Linked DNA regions of Homo sapiens: region 1 is linked to region 2. The links are chromatin loops, found by intact Hi-C in ENCODE. Cell type or tissue: left lung. All regions are shown on one strand. Each heading gives the region's core, and the rest is flanking DNA. Links, peaks and the distances in the headings are about the cores only.

Region 1 (8,784 bases), core at 219-8,218, 170 kb before region 2:
CTAAATGTCTTGCAGCTCTGTGTGTTTGGGGTGGGGTGCTCAGGTGGAAAGTAGGTACTGCTAATGGAAAGGATCCTTGTGTCTACAGTTCTTAGCTTCTGCCTATCATAAAAATTGTGGTGTGCTGATTACTTTCAGGGAACTTTGCATGCATTGATAAACTTATTTAATTATCACAATAAACCTGTTGTGGCATTATTGCTATTTTGTGGAGGAGGACTATGAGGCGTAGAGAGGTCAATGACTTATCAAAGGTTGCACAGCTGTCTGTCACAAAGCTAGGACTTGAACTGCGTTAGATCTGTTTCTAAAACTCTTTCCAACCAACTCAGGAGGTGGTGAGTTCTTGGTCCCTGGGAGTATGTAAGCAGAGATTGAAATGCCACTTGTCATGAAGAGAGTACAGTCCAGGAGAGGGTCCCTTCCTCTTCTGAGATGCTAAGATTCCAGGACTTTTGCTTCTGATTCAGATATTCTATTATTGACATGTGTCTCTTGGGAAGTGCAGGTTGGGGTAAATGCCTCAATGGGGTCTGGTTATATGAGCAGGCAGGAGTCCTGGGTTACAAGGAGTGGGGAGAAGGGGCAGGAGGGTGTCACACTAGTGAGAAGTAATTAGGTAATAAGTTCCCCTTTCCCCTTTCTGTTCTTGCTGGTTCTTCCTTGCTGCCCTGGGCTGTTCTCTGAGTCCCAGATGGGCAATATTTAAAAATACATTCTGTTCTGAACAGAAATGTTATCAGGGTTGCAATGTGCTCTTTGCATATGGCAAAGAAACAAGCCCAGGGCTGAGAACAGAAGTGCTGGGTTTAACCTTGTTGCTGCTGCAGGTTCATGGTGTGACTTTGGGGAAATGTCCTCATCTGTTTAATAAGGGGTTAAGGAAGCTTCCTGCTGAGGACCTTTCAGGTCCTGATGTTCAGTTCCTTGAAGCAGGCTTGCACTATGCTTTGCAATGTGTGTTGAGTCATGGCTGTACTCCATAGTAAAGGCAGAGTGTGGCAGGTGTTGACTGTTTTCTCCTGCTCCTGCCAGCCCCAAGTCCTTTGGTCTCATGTGCCTCTCTTCTAAAGACTCATCTTACCTAGGAGGTGGTTCCAGAGAAGGAAGAGGGCTGGGTAGAGTGGAGTTGGGAGCTCTCTGTCTGGGTAGCAGCCACAATCAGAAGGAGACTGGCCCATTCTGAGCTTTCTTGGGCTGAGTGGCAGCCAGAGTCAAGCCCTCTGCAGACTCTGCAGAGCTATTCAGCTTATACAGACGTGATCCACCCTGCTGGTGACTGGTGGGGGATTCTTTTAGACTAGTGGTAAACAAGTCTAAATTGAATGATAAACAAGAAGGTGATGCTGGGGCATATGGTATTTGCATCAGTTATCTATTTCTCCTTAACTGGCTACCCTGAAATTTATGACAACACCATTTATAAAGCTGTGGGTTGGCAACCAGGGCTGGGCTTAGCCATTTGGTTCTTCTGCTAGTCTCAGTTGGGCTTATTAGGCATTGTGGCAGCCAGTCTCCAAGATGATCCTTTATGATTTCTGTCTACTGGTATTCACATCCTTGGGTGGTTCTCTCCCACACTGTAGCATGGTTGCACTCTGATCACTAGCAAATAGTGGAAATGATGGTATGTCACTTCTGAGATTAGGTTATAAAAGACTGCACCTTCTGTGTGGGTCACTCTCATTCATGCTTTCTTGTTCTCTCAGATCAATTACTCTGGAGGAAGCTAGCTGCCAGATTGTGTGCAGTTCTATGGAGAGGCCCACATGGTGAGGAACTAAAGCCCTTGCCCAATAGCCAGACGGGAATTCAAGCCTGCTAATCATCAGGTAACTGAGCTTGAAAGCAGATTCACCAGTCCCAGTTTAGCCTTGAGATAACCAAATTATCTGCAACCTTGAGATGTTTTGAGCCAGAATCATTCAGCTAAACTTCTCCCAGATTTCTGACCCTCAGAAACTGAGGGAAGAAATATGGTTTGAAGCTGCCTTGGGGGTAATTTATTATGCAGCTATAAATAACCAAGACACTTATGCGTGTGATTAGATGACAGTGATGGCCATATCCACATACCTGGCAGTTGGCTGGCTGATGGCTGGGGTGACAAGGGTACAAGGGCCACACATCTCTCATCATCCAGCAGGCCAGCACTGGGATTCTTCACATAGTGGTAGTCACAGTCTTCCAAAGGCAGCAAGAGTAGGTAAACCTCAATGCATAAGCACTTAACTTTTTTTAAAAATTTCAATAGTTTTTGGGGTACAAGTGGTTTTTGGTTACATGGATAAGTTCTTTAGCGGTCATTTCTGAGATTTTAGTGCACCCATCACCTGAAGTGTGTACACTGTACCCAATATGCAGTCTTCATCCCTCCCCACAACTCCCCCCATCCCGAGTCCCCAAAGTCCATTGTATCATTCTTACACCTTTGCGTCCTCCTAGCTTAACTCCCATTTATAAGTGAGAACACTCGATGTGTAGGCACTTTTAGAGCCTCTGCTTGCATTACATTTGCTAACGATCCATTGGCCAAAGCATATCACACGGCCAACCCAGATTCAAAGGTGAGAAAATAGCCTCCATCTCTTGATGGAATAGGAAGAATTTGCGGTCACTTCTGCAACTGTAGAACATGAAGCTGATGTAACATCTCTCATTACTCTAAACACTCCATCCTTCTCTACTGTTTCAACAGTCTTCCTTTTGTTAGACTCTGTGTCTAAATTAACAAATATTTATTGAGCAATTGTCACGTGGCAGGCGTTTTCACAGTCAAGGCCTTAATCAATACCTAAAAACAGCCCTTGCAAGGTAATCCACTTCATGGGTGAGGAATGGATGCTCAGAAAGACAAGGTGATCCTAATCCAGCTCTGGGGACTCCGAGTGTGGTGTTAGTTATATTTTCTTTGTCAAGATGCCCAGAACTCTCCATTTAACTTTTTATTTTTCCGGACACACAGGTAGAATATGTGGAGGCTGGTCCCTGGCTGGCTTCTCCCCAACAGTCACTGGTTGGGGCTAAAGGGGATCAGCCTGGGGCAGGAAGATTGGGCAGAATGAGCAGACTCTAGGGGGCGACAAAGGCCAAGGTGACTCCTCATTGCTACCCCATGCTCCTTTCCCTCCTTCCTTGCGTAGGTCTATCCTTAGAGAAGAGAAAGATGTTGCCCGTCAGGAGACAAAACATTCATCTTCAGGCTCTGAGAAACAAGGGGAAGGAGGGAGGGATGGAGAGAGAGAAGGACGAGGAGGAGGAGGAGGAGAGGAAGAGGGGAGAAGAAGAAGAGAGAACAGACGGGCATAAGAAGGCAAAAATAGAGGGAAAGCAATAAGACATAGAAAATTAAAGAGATACAGAATCATAAAACAGAGAGGGGGGAGATAAAGAGAAAAAAGAGCAAGGAAATAGGAAAATGAGCCCTAAAGACAGGGATAGAGAGAGACAGAGACAGGAAGATAGAGATGCCTGGAGAGATAAGGGAAACAGACAGAGAAGGGATGAAGAAAGAGCGAAAGGAAGTCAGGCTAAAGATGACGGTGTGTGGAGGAGAGGGGTATGGCGGGTGTCAGTCACACTGTGTGACCTTAACTAGGCCAGGTCATCTCTCTGAGCCCCATTTCCTCATCTATAAAAAGGAGCTGTCTTCAGGAACTGTTGTGAGGATGACATGAGAAAATACATGCAAGCACTCTGGAAATAGTAAAGTACTATACAGGTGTTCATTAGTATTATTGGTAGTATTATCATTATTGTTATTATTATTATGTCATGGTTGGGAGAACTTAATGCTAGAATGAGTGTCAGAACCCAGGGGCTAATGAGATATTGAACACCTCTTCTCTGAAGAGCAGCTTAGTGTCAACTGAAATTGGAGTTTCTTGATACTAAGGCACTACAACTTGTAAGATGCCCTATTGATTTAATTACACTTTGGAGTCGGGGAGAATTGCACATTAAAAATACACACTTAAGAAAAATAACTGACAACATGCAGTTGTTTCTACAACTGGTCACTTTTTTTTCAGGATCACAATCAGTGTTTGAGGGTATAATGGAACATCTCTATTCTGTTGAATTCCTTTAGGTCATCAGCAATTATGCAGAATATCATAGCTATGGTGCTGTTTTTGTATCTCATGGATGTGAACTTTATTTCTTTAAAATTAACAGTATGATCTCAAGATATATTGAATAATATTGGTATTTTGTGTGCATTTCTGCTTTGAATAAACACACAGTTCCCCTTTCTGTTCCATTATCTGCATTGCATATTTCTGGAAGTTAAATAGCTTTTATTGAAAGTTAGCTGGACGCTCTGATAGGCAGGTGTTTAGTGCTCAAGTTATAGGACCTGAAGGATCAATTTGACAGAACCATCTCAGAAAATTCTCTGATATATTCAGAGAGCCAAGGCAAGTTTAACTGCCAGTTACTGCACTGACTGGTGGGTAACAGTCCATCTCTTGCATAAACACCAAATTTATTTTTGCACCAAATTTAATATTTTTGTGGTACACTTAGAGCAATAATTAGGGATCTAAATTTAACAGTCAATCTGTATATTATTATCGTTGTAGATTACACAATTGAAGTAACATTGCATAAACATGAGAGAACTACCTGACAACTTACTCTTCCTCTTGGAGGCTGACCCACTATTGTAAAACACATTCTGTTTTCAGAAATTCTAAAGTGTAAAGAAGAAAAAATACAGGAAATGCTAGTGGCCAAGAACAACGGAAATGGCCTGGGGCAGCTTATTGATAAGAGAGAGAAAGCCAAATGTTTTGAAAAGGTCCTGATTATATCTAGCATATTAAAACAATTCAAAACTGGTATTTGGGAATTTTTGCCTCATTTGACTGAATGAGATTCTATGCCTGCAATACTTCTTGCTGCCACCAGGTAGTGATAGTGTCTAAAATAGCTTATGTGTCCAAACTATAATCTTCCTTTTGTGGCCAGTTAATCTCTGTGGCCAGCAATTTATGCACTGTATCTAATCAATTACTGTCCCCTCCCCTCCATTAAAATACAAATTATACTATATTAAGCAACATTTCTGGAAGCAATGTAACACAGTGCTCAGTCTGCTTTGAGCCATGGTTCTGGCTAGATTGAGTAAATTTGCTTTCTTATCTCAGGGTAGGAAAATAACAGTAGTGCTTTCTAGGACTGTGATATAGTCATCCCTCAGTATCTGAGGGGAGATTGATACAAAAATCCACAGAAGCTCAAGTCCCTTATATAAAATGGCATCATGTTTGCCTACAACCTACAGATATAACCTCCAGTGTACTTAAAATCATCTCTAGATTACTTAGATACCCAATACAATGTAAATGCTATGTAAATAGTTTTTACACATTTGTATTATTTTTATTGTTATATTGTTATGTATTTATTTATTTTTTATTTTCTGGAATATTTTTGATCCACTGTTGGTTGAATCTGCAAATAGGAACCCACATATAATGAGGGCTGACTGTATTTTGTATTCATAGAATACTTCCCACCTTACCAAGAGCCCCTCTTTGACCGTGCACCTCTAGGTGCCTACATACCCTGGTGTAAGGTTAATGTTTATAGGTCAGCTGTTAGCTGTGTTGGGCAGGGAGCATAGTTTATAACTGGACTAACCCCTTACGTTGGTAGATTTATTAATCCATACTTAGACAACAGTAGTAGCTCTTATTTATTAAGCATTAAGCATGTACTCAATACCCATTTCAATACCAGTTTCAATCCTTACAGCAATCCTATGAAGTCAATATCATTACTATTCTCATTTTACAAAGACGGAAATCCCCAGGGTTCTGGGAAGATTAAATAAGTTAATGCATAAGACTTGCTTAGCTCGCTGGGCGCAGTGGCTCATGCCTGTAATCCCAGCACTTTGAGAGGCCAAGGCAGGCAGATCACTTGAGCTTGGGAGTTCGAGACCACCCTGGGCAACATGGTGAAATCCCATCTCTACAAAGAACAACAACAACAACAACAACAACAACAACAAAACCAGACTTGCCTAGCAGAGTGCCTAGGATGTAGCAAGTGATCATTATTTATAGGGTGTATTATTACAGATGAGGAAACAACAGCTTAAAGGGCCAGCTGGGGAGACAGGCCTGCAAACTGAGAAGTATAAAGCAGCAAAGTACAAGGGACTGGATAAAAGCACAGACGGGTTGGGTGCAGTGGCTCACACCTATAATCTTAGCACTTTGGGAGGCCAAGTCATGTGGATCACCTGAGGTCAGGAGTTCGAGACCAGCCTGACCAACATGGTGAAACCCTGTCTCTACTGAAAATACAAAAATTAGCTGGGTGTGGTGGTGGGCACCTGTAATCCCAGCTACTTGGGAGGCTGAGGCAAGAGAATCACTAGAATCCGGGAGGCAGAGGTTGCAGTGAGCTGAGATTGCGCCATTGCACTCCAGGCTGGGAAACAGAGCGAGACTGGTCTCAAAAAACAAAAACAAAAACAACACAGATGATGGGATAATTAATTGGGGAAGTATCCAAGAAGGCTTCACAGAGGAGGAAACATTCAAACTGGACCATAAATGACAAGTAGGGGTGGTGGCGTATGTTGTTCATTCCCCATTTTGTTCTTCTCTTCTTCCTTTAAATAACAGAAATATTCCTCTCAGATTTAGCAGGACACATGGCCACTTAGTTAGAGATGATAATTATCATCCTTCTTTGCAGCTAGGTGAAGCCATGGGACTGAGTTTCTATACTAACTAAAAGCAAGTGGAAGTGAAATCGCTTGCCACCACTTCCCATGGCTGGAATGTGGCCATGATGTGAGTGAACAAGTTTTGGCCATAAGGAGATGGTGGGACAACAAAATAGAACGAACCTGAGCCCCCAGATGAGCTTGGTGAGCACATCTGTCCCATTCACCTTGGGCCACATGCCTATCTTCAAGCCATTACATGAGAAGTGCATAAACTTCTACCCTATCTGAACTACTGTATTGTTGGCTCTTTTGTCTGAAGCCCATTATTTAGCCAGAAGCCTAAATAGTGCACCAGGTAAAGGAAAAGGAAGACTTGTAAGGCAGGAGGAACAGCCTGTCCGAAGACATAAAGAGTGAAAGAAGTTAGTTTTAGGAAACGTTCTCACAGGATTTTGTTTTTTGTTTTTTTTTTTGAAGATCAAATGAGATAATAAATGTATATAAAATCCTTAGTAGAGTACCTGGCACATACTAAGTTCACAATAAATGAAAGTCCCATTTTTTTTTTCTGTGTGATACAAATTACTTCTCAGAGCCTCATCTGTAAAATGGGGGTAATGTCACCTGTATGATGAAAACAGAGGTCTGAACCTTTCTACTCTAAAATAGTATGAATAGCTTGCAGAAATTCTATTGGGAGCAAGGTTAAAAGGAAAACAATTATCAAGAAACGAATGAGTACCCTGCCTTTCACTGATTTAAATAATTTACTTTAACAAAACCTCTGGTGCTCTCCATCTCTACACTTTAGCTAACATTGGTCCTATTCCTTCCTCCTAAAAATATTAGTCATTCCTTGAATGAGTTGTGGATACTCAGTGCTCCAAAGTTTTCATAGGCAGGTTTCTCAGGGCTTTCTCCTCCTATTCTCCTAACTCCTATTCACCTCACAAGACTGTACCAACATCACATGTCCTGGGGCTTCCCTGACCTTATGGGAAGATCTGCCTGATTCTCTTTATGCGACAGGTACTCCACTAAGGCCGTACACTCTCTCTTATTGGTTTAGGTGTTATTTTCACCTGCCAGACTGTGAGCTCTTCCAGGGCAGACAGCATGAATGTTTCATTTTTGTTTCTTCAGCACCTGGCCACAGTAGCTGTTCAGTTCTTATTACTGAATAAATGAGGTGTTCTCCGGCAAACATGTAGGATCAGTTAGAGTGTGTATGTGTTGGTGGGGGTGTGGGGAGGGTGGAGCACAGAGGATTTCAGGGCATCAGAAGGGCAGATGTAAAAAATGAACACGTCTCTCATCCACACAAGTCCGGGACTTTGTCATTTAGACATTATTAGGGGAAAAAGAAGAGGTAGTCTGATAGAATGGAAGCTATCTAGTTTAAGAAACAGGAGGCCTGATTTCCCTCCAAACTTGTTCAGGATTCATCTGTGTGACTTCAGTAAGTGTCCTTCCCTCTCTGAGCCTTATTTTTGGCGATTCCGTTTCTGGTCTTCCAGGAATCTAGGCGTCCTCCAGCTCTGAGATTCCCAGGGGCCTATTGGCCTCGGGGAGAGAATAGGCCTGGCTTTCAGGCCACATGAGGCTGTGACCCACAGCTGGCACTGGTCACCTCCGCTGTCTCCTCTTCCTCTCTCCTCCTTCCCTCACACCCCCTTCCTCCATCCTCCCTCTTCTTCCCCCATTGTCCTCCCCATCCTTCCCTTCCTCCCGCCTCCTCCCCTGGCTCCTCCTCTCCCCGTCCGGGACTCGGGGGGAGGCGCGCTGGGTGGTCCGGCAGCCGGGGGCGGGCGGTAGCCTGCAGGCGTAATTGGCATGCACGCCGTTGTAGCTGAGACCGCTTAATAAAGCATTACATATCTCACCGCTTCCATATTTCATTACCTCACGCGGAGCCTGTGAGAGGGCCCTAATGGGAGTCAGCTGTGTTTTTACTTTCTGTTGTCGGCCGGGACGGGTTTCTCTGCGGATTCTTTGAAATGAAATAATGTGATGCACGCCGCGATAAGGGCCGGCCTGTAATGAGGCCCAGGCCGCCGGGCGGCTGCTATTGCTCCAGGTGTCGCGTATTTGGGCTG
Region 2 (8,784 bases), core at 475-8,474:
AATTCACCATGCCTGTGTCTTGCAGGACAAGGCTATTTCAGTGATTAACATATCAGGGAAACGAAGCCTTGGCTTCATTTGGGATATGGGAGGGAGAGCAGGAGGGACAGGCAGGGGTGTGTGTGTGGCCTCCTAGAAACAGCATCAAGCAGGCCCACATAGGAACCCATGCTGCCCATTCCCTCTTGGAAGGAGGTGGGAGCCACGACAGTGGCTGCAATCATGCAGCCTGGCCTATCTAGGTGAAAGGAGATTCGAAACTGTAAGCCATTTCATGCTTATTTATTTTATGATCCTCATGGGCTGGGTTTACACAGATCGGACAACATGTGGATTAGATAATTTGCTGGGAATTAACAGCCTCCGATGGTTATCAGTCTTGGGGATTAAAGCTGGGTTGATGACGATGGTTCAGTGATGAGTTGATGATGTTATCCATGTCCTCATCGGGGTTCAGAGAGACGTGGTGGCTCATCACCCAGTCATAAATCCCCACCGGGACAGCATAGTGGAAGAGGATGGTTAGGTATCAACTGGAGATTAACACTTGGGATTCTATTACATTTAGGAATAAACCAAAAGCAAAACAAAGTCGGCTTCAGAGTCAGCCTGGTAATTTAGAAAATATTGCCTTCGGAATGAATTCATCCCAAAGCTCTGTAGAAGAACTAGCCGAAGATAAACAATTTAAATATGAAACCTCCTGCTTTTTATTTAAGCACTATAAAGACAGAGTCTGTGCAGTGACCGCCAAAAGACGAGGCTATCTTCCTTGAATGATCTTTTCTCCAGCTCAGTTCCCATGCAGAATCTCCCAGCCCCAGGATCACGTAAAGCACCTCCTAGGGGAGGGAGCAGCCTGGGTTAGAAATGCTCAGAGATTGTGGCAATCTTCCCATAGATGAAGCATTGAAATCAACCGCTTTTGCTGCTTTCACATCTATTCTTTTATTATTATTATTATACTTTAAGTTCTGGGATACATGTGTAAAATGTGCAGGTTTGTTACATAGGAATACACGCGCCATGGTGGTTTGCTGCACCCATCAACCCGTCATCTATATTAGGTATTTATCCTAATGCTCTCCCTCCCCTAGCCACCCCCTCCACCCAACAGGCCCTTGTGTGTGATGGTCCCCTCCCTATGTCCACGTGTTCTCATTGTTCGACTCCCACTTATGAGTGAGAACATGTGGTCTTTGGTTTTCTGTTCCTGTGTTAGTTTGCTGAGAATGATGGTTCCCAGCTTCATCCATGTCCCTGCAAAGGACATGAACTCATCCTTTTTTATGGCTGCATAGTATTCCATGGTGTATATGTGCCACATTTTCGTCATCCAGTCTATCATTGATGGGCATTTGGGTTGGTTCCCAGTCTTAGCTATTGTGAATAGTGCTGCAATAAACATACATGTACATGTGTCTTTATAGTAGAATGATTTTTAATTCTTTGGGTGTATACCCAGTAATGGGATTGCTGGATCTAATGGGATTGCTGGATCAAATGGTATTGCTGGGTCAAATGGTATTTCTGGTTCTAGGTCCTTGAGGAATCGCCACACTGTCTTCCACAGTGGTTGAACTAATTTACACTCCCACTAACAGTGTAAAAGCATTCCTATTTCTCCACATCCTCTCCAACATCTGTTGTTTCCTGACTTTTTAATGATCGCCATTCTAACTGGCATAAGATAGTATCTCACAGATCTATTCTTTTTTTTTTTTTTTTTTGACAGAGTTTTGCTCTTGTTGCCCAGGCTGGAGTGCAGTGGCGCGATCTCAGCTCACTGCAACCTCCGCCTCCTGGGTTCAAGTGATTCTCCTGCCTCAGCCTCCTGAGTAGCTGGGATTACAGGCATGTACCACCATGCCCTGCTAATTTTGTATTTTCAGTAGAGACAGGGTTTCTCTATGTTGGTCAGGCTGGTCTCAAACTCCCAACCTGAGGTGATCCACTTGCCTTGGCCTCCCAAAGTGCTGAGATTACAGGCATGAGCCACTGTGCCTGGCCTGACACATCTATTCTTAATAAACCATTTAGTTTAGAAACTGCAAAGCCACACAGCTAACCAAATTGCAGTGCCCAACTGGTTCTAGGAATACCATTTCGATGTAGCCGAGATTTTTCCAACACCGAAATGCGTGCCGGAGAGGTAGAGGATAGTCAGGCCAAACCCGCCTGCCATGCTGTGTGCCTTTGGGCAAGTTAGAGCTCCTTTCTGGTCCCCAGCAGGCCCACCCACAGATAGGTAGTTGGATTAAATAATCTAAATGTGGGAGCAAAAATATTAGAAACAGAAAAATTACAATTTGGCTTTATTCCTTTTCGTGAGTTGAATTTCAAATTAGTTAGGTGAGTATTTCTATTTATTTTAGAGGCAGTTCAACCAAGATCTGCTATTTTCATGGCTCTGGGTTTTGATTTCAGATGTGAAACAACAAAACCATGACCCCAAACTTCCTAGACTGTTGGCTGCAGCCATTGTACACAGTTTTCAGTGGTGTGGCATATTGTTAACACAAATGACAAATGTCATTACCTCCTCAATTCTGAAAGAAGTAAGAAAAGAAATGGGGAGTGAAAACGAGCTAATGGAATAGCACACTAGGTGTCAAGAGGCCTCATTCTATGACTCTCAGTTTCCCCATCTGTAAAATGGGGAGCGGGTGGAGGCCGGAGAAATCTAGAGGTTGTCTTCCGGCTCTGAAACAAAGTTTGAGTTTCTGAGGCTTCAGCCCTGATTCTAAACAAGGGTGTTGGGTGTGTTGTGCTCTGTTGCATCCATCTGCAGCTCTGCAGGGGCCACCCCTACTGATTCTGGAGATGGGAGGGGTGGGGCTGAGGAAAATGGAGAGTCTTTACAAAGGGCACAATGGTAAATCCCCGATTTCTGGACAAGTCCCTTTCACTGTGAGCCTGAAAGGCCAAGGAGGGGTGGGCAGGGTGAATGGGCTTGGGGGTGGGTGGGTGAGTACCCTCTTGCCACAGCCCCATTGAAAGTTGGTGGACCTGTCAGCAATGAAAGGAAGTGAGTTAAAGAGGCAAGTGAGGGGGCTGTGCTAGGGGCTCAGCAATCCCCCGACACGGATGAGGGACAGAACCGCAGCCTCGGTCCAGCCCACGTGGACTGCCTGGCAAGGCTGCAGGGCACAACGGGTCCTCCATTGGGACTTTCTGCCCTCTTGATTTGAATCCCAGTTTTAAACCTGTGACAATATTGTGTGTCCTTTCATGGTGGATTTGGCCGGGATTTATGCCTGAAACTCATGGAACTGCAATTCTCTGGAAAAGCCGAGGCTGGTGGTGAGGTTGGGGAGTGGGGCTGGGGTGATTGCAGGGCTCGGACCAGTCCATTTCATCAAAATATCTAATCTGGAAAGCTACACACCAACCAGCTCCACATCCACAGCTGACCGTGGCCGACAAACAGCCTGTCAGTTGAGTCCAGCAACGGGTCAGTTTAGATGAGCAACGGGCCAGTCCAATCAAAGCAATCAGTTCAGTTATAAAAATGGTAGCGGGGAAAGGAACAACAGAAAAACAACAATACCAGCAGTTCCGTTTTTACAAAGTGACCGTGCAACTTTCTTGACTATGTACAGGGAAGCAACCAAGCGGTTCCCCAACACAAGCTCAGCCTTGTCCGGTCAATCACTTGGCAGGTCTGGAGGTAGAAGCATTCAGAAATGATCCTGTGGTCCAGTCTGACCCCCTGTCTCATGCCGTGGAACCTCAGAATTACGACATTGTCAGAACTGGTAGAGTGGGGCTTGGGATTCATGCAGCCTCACCCCTCCTCATCCCAGGGGTTACAAAGAGTCTAGGGTCCTTACCAAGATGCCATGGCACTTCAGGAGATTCCGCTTCTCTCTCTGAGCTGAATGTCCCTCAGTGGCAGCTAGTTCTTCCTTGTGTCTAACCAGAGTCTCTCTCGCTGCAGGAGCAGCTTGGATGCTCCTCCTCATGGCCAGTCTCCAGAGGTGAGTGTGCTGGGATCCTGGCCTGGGGGTGGGCTGGTGACCCCTCTTCCCTGAGGTAGCAGAGGCCTGGAGGGCCGTCTCTGTGTTTGGTGAATAAACATCAGAGTCCAGTTGCCGGCCTGTCACTCTGCAGCCTTTCAGCGTGTGAGAGGCCAGGTGGGCCAGAGGGAGTTCCCATGGGCGGCATATGAAGAGGCCGGGGTCTGCGGGGGCTGTGGGGGGCTGTGGGGACTGTGGGGGCTGCAGGGGCTGGGGCCCAGGCAGGTCTGCTTTGGATAGCCAGTAGAATCAGCTTTTGCAGGCCATGGAACTTCACACCTTTGAAAGGCTCCAGAGCGGCCCACAGAAAAAATAAACCGTTCCTCCCATCCGTGGCAGATCGGCCATCCTTAGGGGCTCCCGGTCATGCACATGGAAACCCTGTAAAAGGGCCCAGTGTTTCCTTTGCCACTCCCTGAAAGGATATGGGCTGAGTCTTGCCATGGCTGCTGGGGTCGGGCAAGAGTGCTTCATCCACACCAATGAGGCCTGGGGCCCAGCCCCACTCCCCTGGGACAGCCACCCCAGCCTCTGAGCCTTAGTTTACACATCTGGCAAGCAGGCATTAAAAAAAACCCACCTTAGGGTTTTGTGTGTGTGTGATGGCAGAATAAGGCATATATGTGTATGAACATACTTAGCACACAGTAGATGCATGATCAATGTCTTCCTCCTCCTGCTGTCTATGGAACCTAGAACAGGTCGGATTTCCTTTAGGAGCCACAGTTCACTTTCCCGGAAAGTGGGGTAGCATCTACGTGTGTCAGGATGAAATGAGACAAAGGGCTTAGCACAGGGCCTGGTACCAGAAGGTTCTGTTATAGTATAATTTCTTTTTTCTTTCTGTTCCTCCTCCCCTCTGGGTCTCGGGGACATCATCTTATAAATGGGAATGGTAATACTTTCTTGACCTACTAGGTCAAGAATGCTGAGGATAAACGCAATGCTACCAGCACTTGATGAGCTTCATTATGCTGCAGAACCATAGGAGAGACTAGATCTCAAAACACTTTGACAGCAAGAAGAAAGATTACAAGGCTTAGAGAGTCCTAGGAGTATTATGACAAGACTTAGATGAGGACATGGCTCTTGTCTCATCGAGTGATGGTTCAGGCAGGAATGTTGGGAGTCTTAAGGAGAAAGAAGGGTCCCTGCTTCTTGTTGGTACCAGGGAGGGCTTGCTGGAGGCATGGTTTGTCCAAAGCTATGGAGCTCTGTCTTTTCATGGGTCTAGTTTGTTGCAAATGCTTGAGGCCTAGGCTGCTGCTGGCTCCCAGCAAGTTGGGAGATGTCCCCAGAAGTGTCTGTGGTCTCTTGCCTGGGCTTTTCAGAGCTGCAAAGAGACAAACTAGGACCAAGGGGGTTAGAAGGAGCGAAAGTAAGAGCAGATCCCAGTGTGAGCTCTCCAGCCACAGAGCTGGCTGTCTCCAGTGGCAGTGAGCTCCCTGACACGGCAGGTGCCCAGCAGAGGCTGGAGGACCCTGTGACAGGTACTGAGGAGAGACTGTGGCAGTGGGTGAGGGGTAGGATTATCTGAGAGATAGGCTTGGAGTCAGGTACCCTGGGCTCCTCCTGTTCAAGCTTTGCAATTTACCCCTGTGACCTTGGATTAGTCTCCTACCTTTGCAAAGTTTGTTTCCTTATATGTAAATTGCCTGTAATTCCTACTTCCAAGAGTTGTTTTGGAGATTAAATGAGATAATGCACATAAGGTATTTAGTACAGTGTCAGAAACTTGGGGGCTCTCCCTGTCACAGCTTAGATTCTAAGATCTTACAGGCTGAAATTTGTAGGGGAAGGTTAAGATCCTATTCTTTGAGGATCTGGAATTATAGGAAATTGAATCCATTTATTTAACAGGTACTTATTTAAAGCTTATCCTATGCTGAATACTTTTATATGGGCTTTATAAATATTCATTGAGTCTTCACAACACTATGAGCTAGGTACTATTCTTACCCCCAGTTTATAGATAAATAAACTGAGGCAGAGAGAAGGTTAAGTAACTTGCCCATGGTCACACAGCTAAGGAAGTGATAGAGCTGAGATTGAAGTCTGGTTCCAGAGTCTATGCACGAAGATTCTAAAACCATGAGACTTTAAAACCATTCCATATTCCTAAGGTTACAGAGAATTTGAGATTATGGGACTTATATTAATAATTGCAAATGTCCAGGATGAAACAGTTCTAGGGCATACTTTTTCTGCAAAGGACCAGGTTGTAAATATTTTCCTTTGGCTTGGCAGGCCATAAGGTCTCTTGTCACATTACTCAACTCTGCTGTTGTAGCCATATCTAAACAAATGGGTTCCAATAAAACTTTATTTACAAAAGCAGGTGGCAGGTGGATTTGGCCCTTGTGTTATAGTTTGCTGATCCCTGTTCTTGATGCATTGTCTGCTCTGCTGAGCGCCTTGGTGGGGGCTCCCTTCAGGACTGAGCCCCAGAGGAGCCCAGCTGTGCCCCTCATTTGGAGATGCAGAGGGGTCTGCGGGGGCCAGGCTGGCTCCCAGGGTGCGGGTGCCTCTGAGTGTGGCTCTCCCTTTCTGTCCTAAAGAGGCTGTTGAAAAGGCTCCTCTCTCCAGCAGTGGCGCCTCATTACTCATGGTTGGAAAACAATGTTAATTTCCCCCAAGCGGGAAGCAGCTGCACTTGTGAGCCAGGGCTCATTTTGCTGCATGAATATTTATGGCATGTCCCCTAATTAAGCTCAGAAATAAAATTTATCCTGCTAACAGGGTCCACAGAAGACTGGAAGGCCATGTCAGGAACCAGCCTCTTATGCCTGTGAAGTAGGTTTGTCAATGAAACATTTGTTTCCAGAGCCACTTGGCCAGGGACAGTGTCCACAGTAGCATTTCCTGGAAGGTCAAGCACCCTTTGTGTAGTCACATGCTTGTGCAAGGGGACACCTACACTACCTTGCTGAGCAGTGATGGATGGCTATTGTCCCAGGCCTGCATGTGGTGACACAGAGGTGACTCTAGGCCAGAGCCCTTAGCAATACTTCTTTTCTTTTAGCCAGTGTGACTCAGGTATTTTCTGATTGGGTGTCAAAGGCCACTCCAGTATAAATAGCCCAGTGAGAAAGCGCCCTGGAGTGGGAACCAGGAAAGATGGGTTTGAGTTGCTCCCCTGACACTGATTCTAGCTGACCAGGGGCCGGCCTGCCTGCTCTCCCAGCCTCAGGCCCCCATTTCGTTAAAATGATGGCGGACTGTCAACATCATGTAGTTACTGGGAATCATGGGAGACCATGGAAGATAAAGTCTTTTGGGGAATGATTCTCACCATGATTTGGAATTTCCTTTACCTCCAGGCCCTCCCTCCCTTAAATCCCCAGAACCAAGGAAAGCCTAGGCCTAGGCCAGTAACCTTGAGGGCTTCCGGAAACCATAAATCTTGGCCTTTCCTTGAGGGGTCCTATCTCCAGAGAACTGCCTGGGCCCTCATATCCTCTTCCACAAAGCCAATAAACCAAGCAAACACCATAAAGCTCCTCACCCCACCTGAGCTTTCCCCCACGGTCAGAGTCGGACCTGGTCAAGAGTCATGAGTTTCAGAACATGGCTATAAAATTGCACGTGGCTCCTCCCCATTTCCTTTCCAGAATGGAACTTACCTTTGCTTTCTCTCTTCCATCCTCTTTTTGATAAGTTTCCTCTTTAATTTCTTTCCAGCACCTGAGAGATCCCATCTTGCGTTCCCAGCCTCACCTCCCAGTTGCTGGTGGGGGCTTGGAGAGGAGGATGCTTTCCTAAGGCAGGTCCGGGGGTGTAATCAACCAGGGGCCTTGGCAACTGGCACACCTTGTAAATTCAAAAGTCAACAAGATGTGGAAGCAAAGGAGACCCTGGGGCTGGAGAGGAGGAAGTGGGGAGGTGAGGGTGGGCCTTATCTTGTGAAGTCGGTCAGGGGTGGCTTCTGTGCCCTCTGCCTCCCCTGGTGGGGCCTGCCCCACCCCCTGGAGCCTGGAACTTCCTGCTCTCATTCTTCACCTTCACATCCTGAGCTCAGAACTGATCACAGCTACAGCCTGGACCCTGGAAGGGGCCCTAGAGGCTTTCTCTCCCACACCCTCTCACTACAGATAGGGAGGCTGAAAAAACTGGGAGGGCCTTGCCCTAGGTCAGTGTCAGAGTGGAAATAACACTGGGCTGGGGCCAGGAGACCGGGTCTCTGGTTCTTGCCTGGGCTGAGTCCAGACCTCAGTTGCAGACTGTAGCCTTACCTCTAACCCCTAGGTTACCATGAGATGGGAGGAAAGATCACAGCTTCTTAGGGCCCATCTCAACCACAGAACCATATGAACCACTTAATGGCTATTTGCATCCGGGACACACTCTTCACTGAAAAAGGATGCCATGATCTTACCAATTTGGAAGTTTGGTGCAGTGGGCTTATTAGAGCACTGTAGCAGAGGTGTGACATTCACAAAAGTCACTTTAACCTCTCTGGACTTGAGCTTCCTCATCTGTAAAATGAGGATAATAATCCCCCTCGCCCCCCTCCACCCACTGCCAACTATCCCCTCAGCTTCTGATGAGGGTCAAAGGAGATACTGATTCAGTCTTTTGTTAGATGAATGTGTTTACATGTGAAAGAATAAATATTAAAATTATACCTATTGTTTTGTTATTATTTGGTGTTTACTCTCCTTCCTGGCTAGCCAGAAAGAGCTGGTGTTTTTTGAAGACCTAAGCCCGGGAGCAAATTTTTCCTGGTCAAAGAGGCCAAGAGTGGGCCCAGGATCTCTGCCAGGAC

What was found. A loop is a pair of places that touch in the nucleus more often than their neighbours do. Peaks named below come from ENCODE experiments on the same cell type or tissue, not always from the same donor. Only the 100,000 strongest peaks of a DNase experiment are listed, where the experiment ranks them.
Region 1: it touches region 2 in a loop (4-fold over the local background); 16 of 110 quality-filtered maps call a loop at or near these places.

Annotation. Positions count from the first base shown.
Region 1 is chr1:47,524,783-47,533,566 of GRCh38, forward strand. No RefSeq gene overlaps it. Among named protein-coding and RNA genes, the nearest start is that of FOXD2, 91 kb to the left of the region's middle. In left lung, for the core only: CTCF peaks have their summits at 3,034 (motif pointing right) and 4,895; no DNase peak of the experiment used is centred there; H3K4me3 peaks cover 116 bases; H3K27me3 peaks cover 1,507 bases.
Region 2 is chr1:47,690,255-47,699,038 of GRCh38, forward strand. It overlaps LINC01738 (long intergenic non-protein coding RNA 1738), which reads left to right. Exons shown (of 3, transcript XR_001738040.3): 2 at 3,941-3,980. LOC124904174 (a long non-coding RNA gene) reads right to left here and starts at 4,174. Exons shown (of 2, transcript XR_007066067.1): 1 at 3,834-4,174; 2 at 267-842. In left lung, for the core only: no CTCF peak of the experiment used is centred there; no DNase peak of the experiment used is centred there.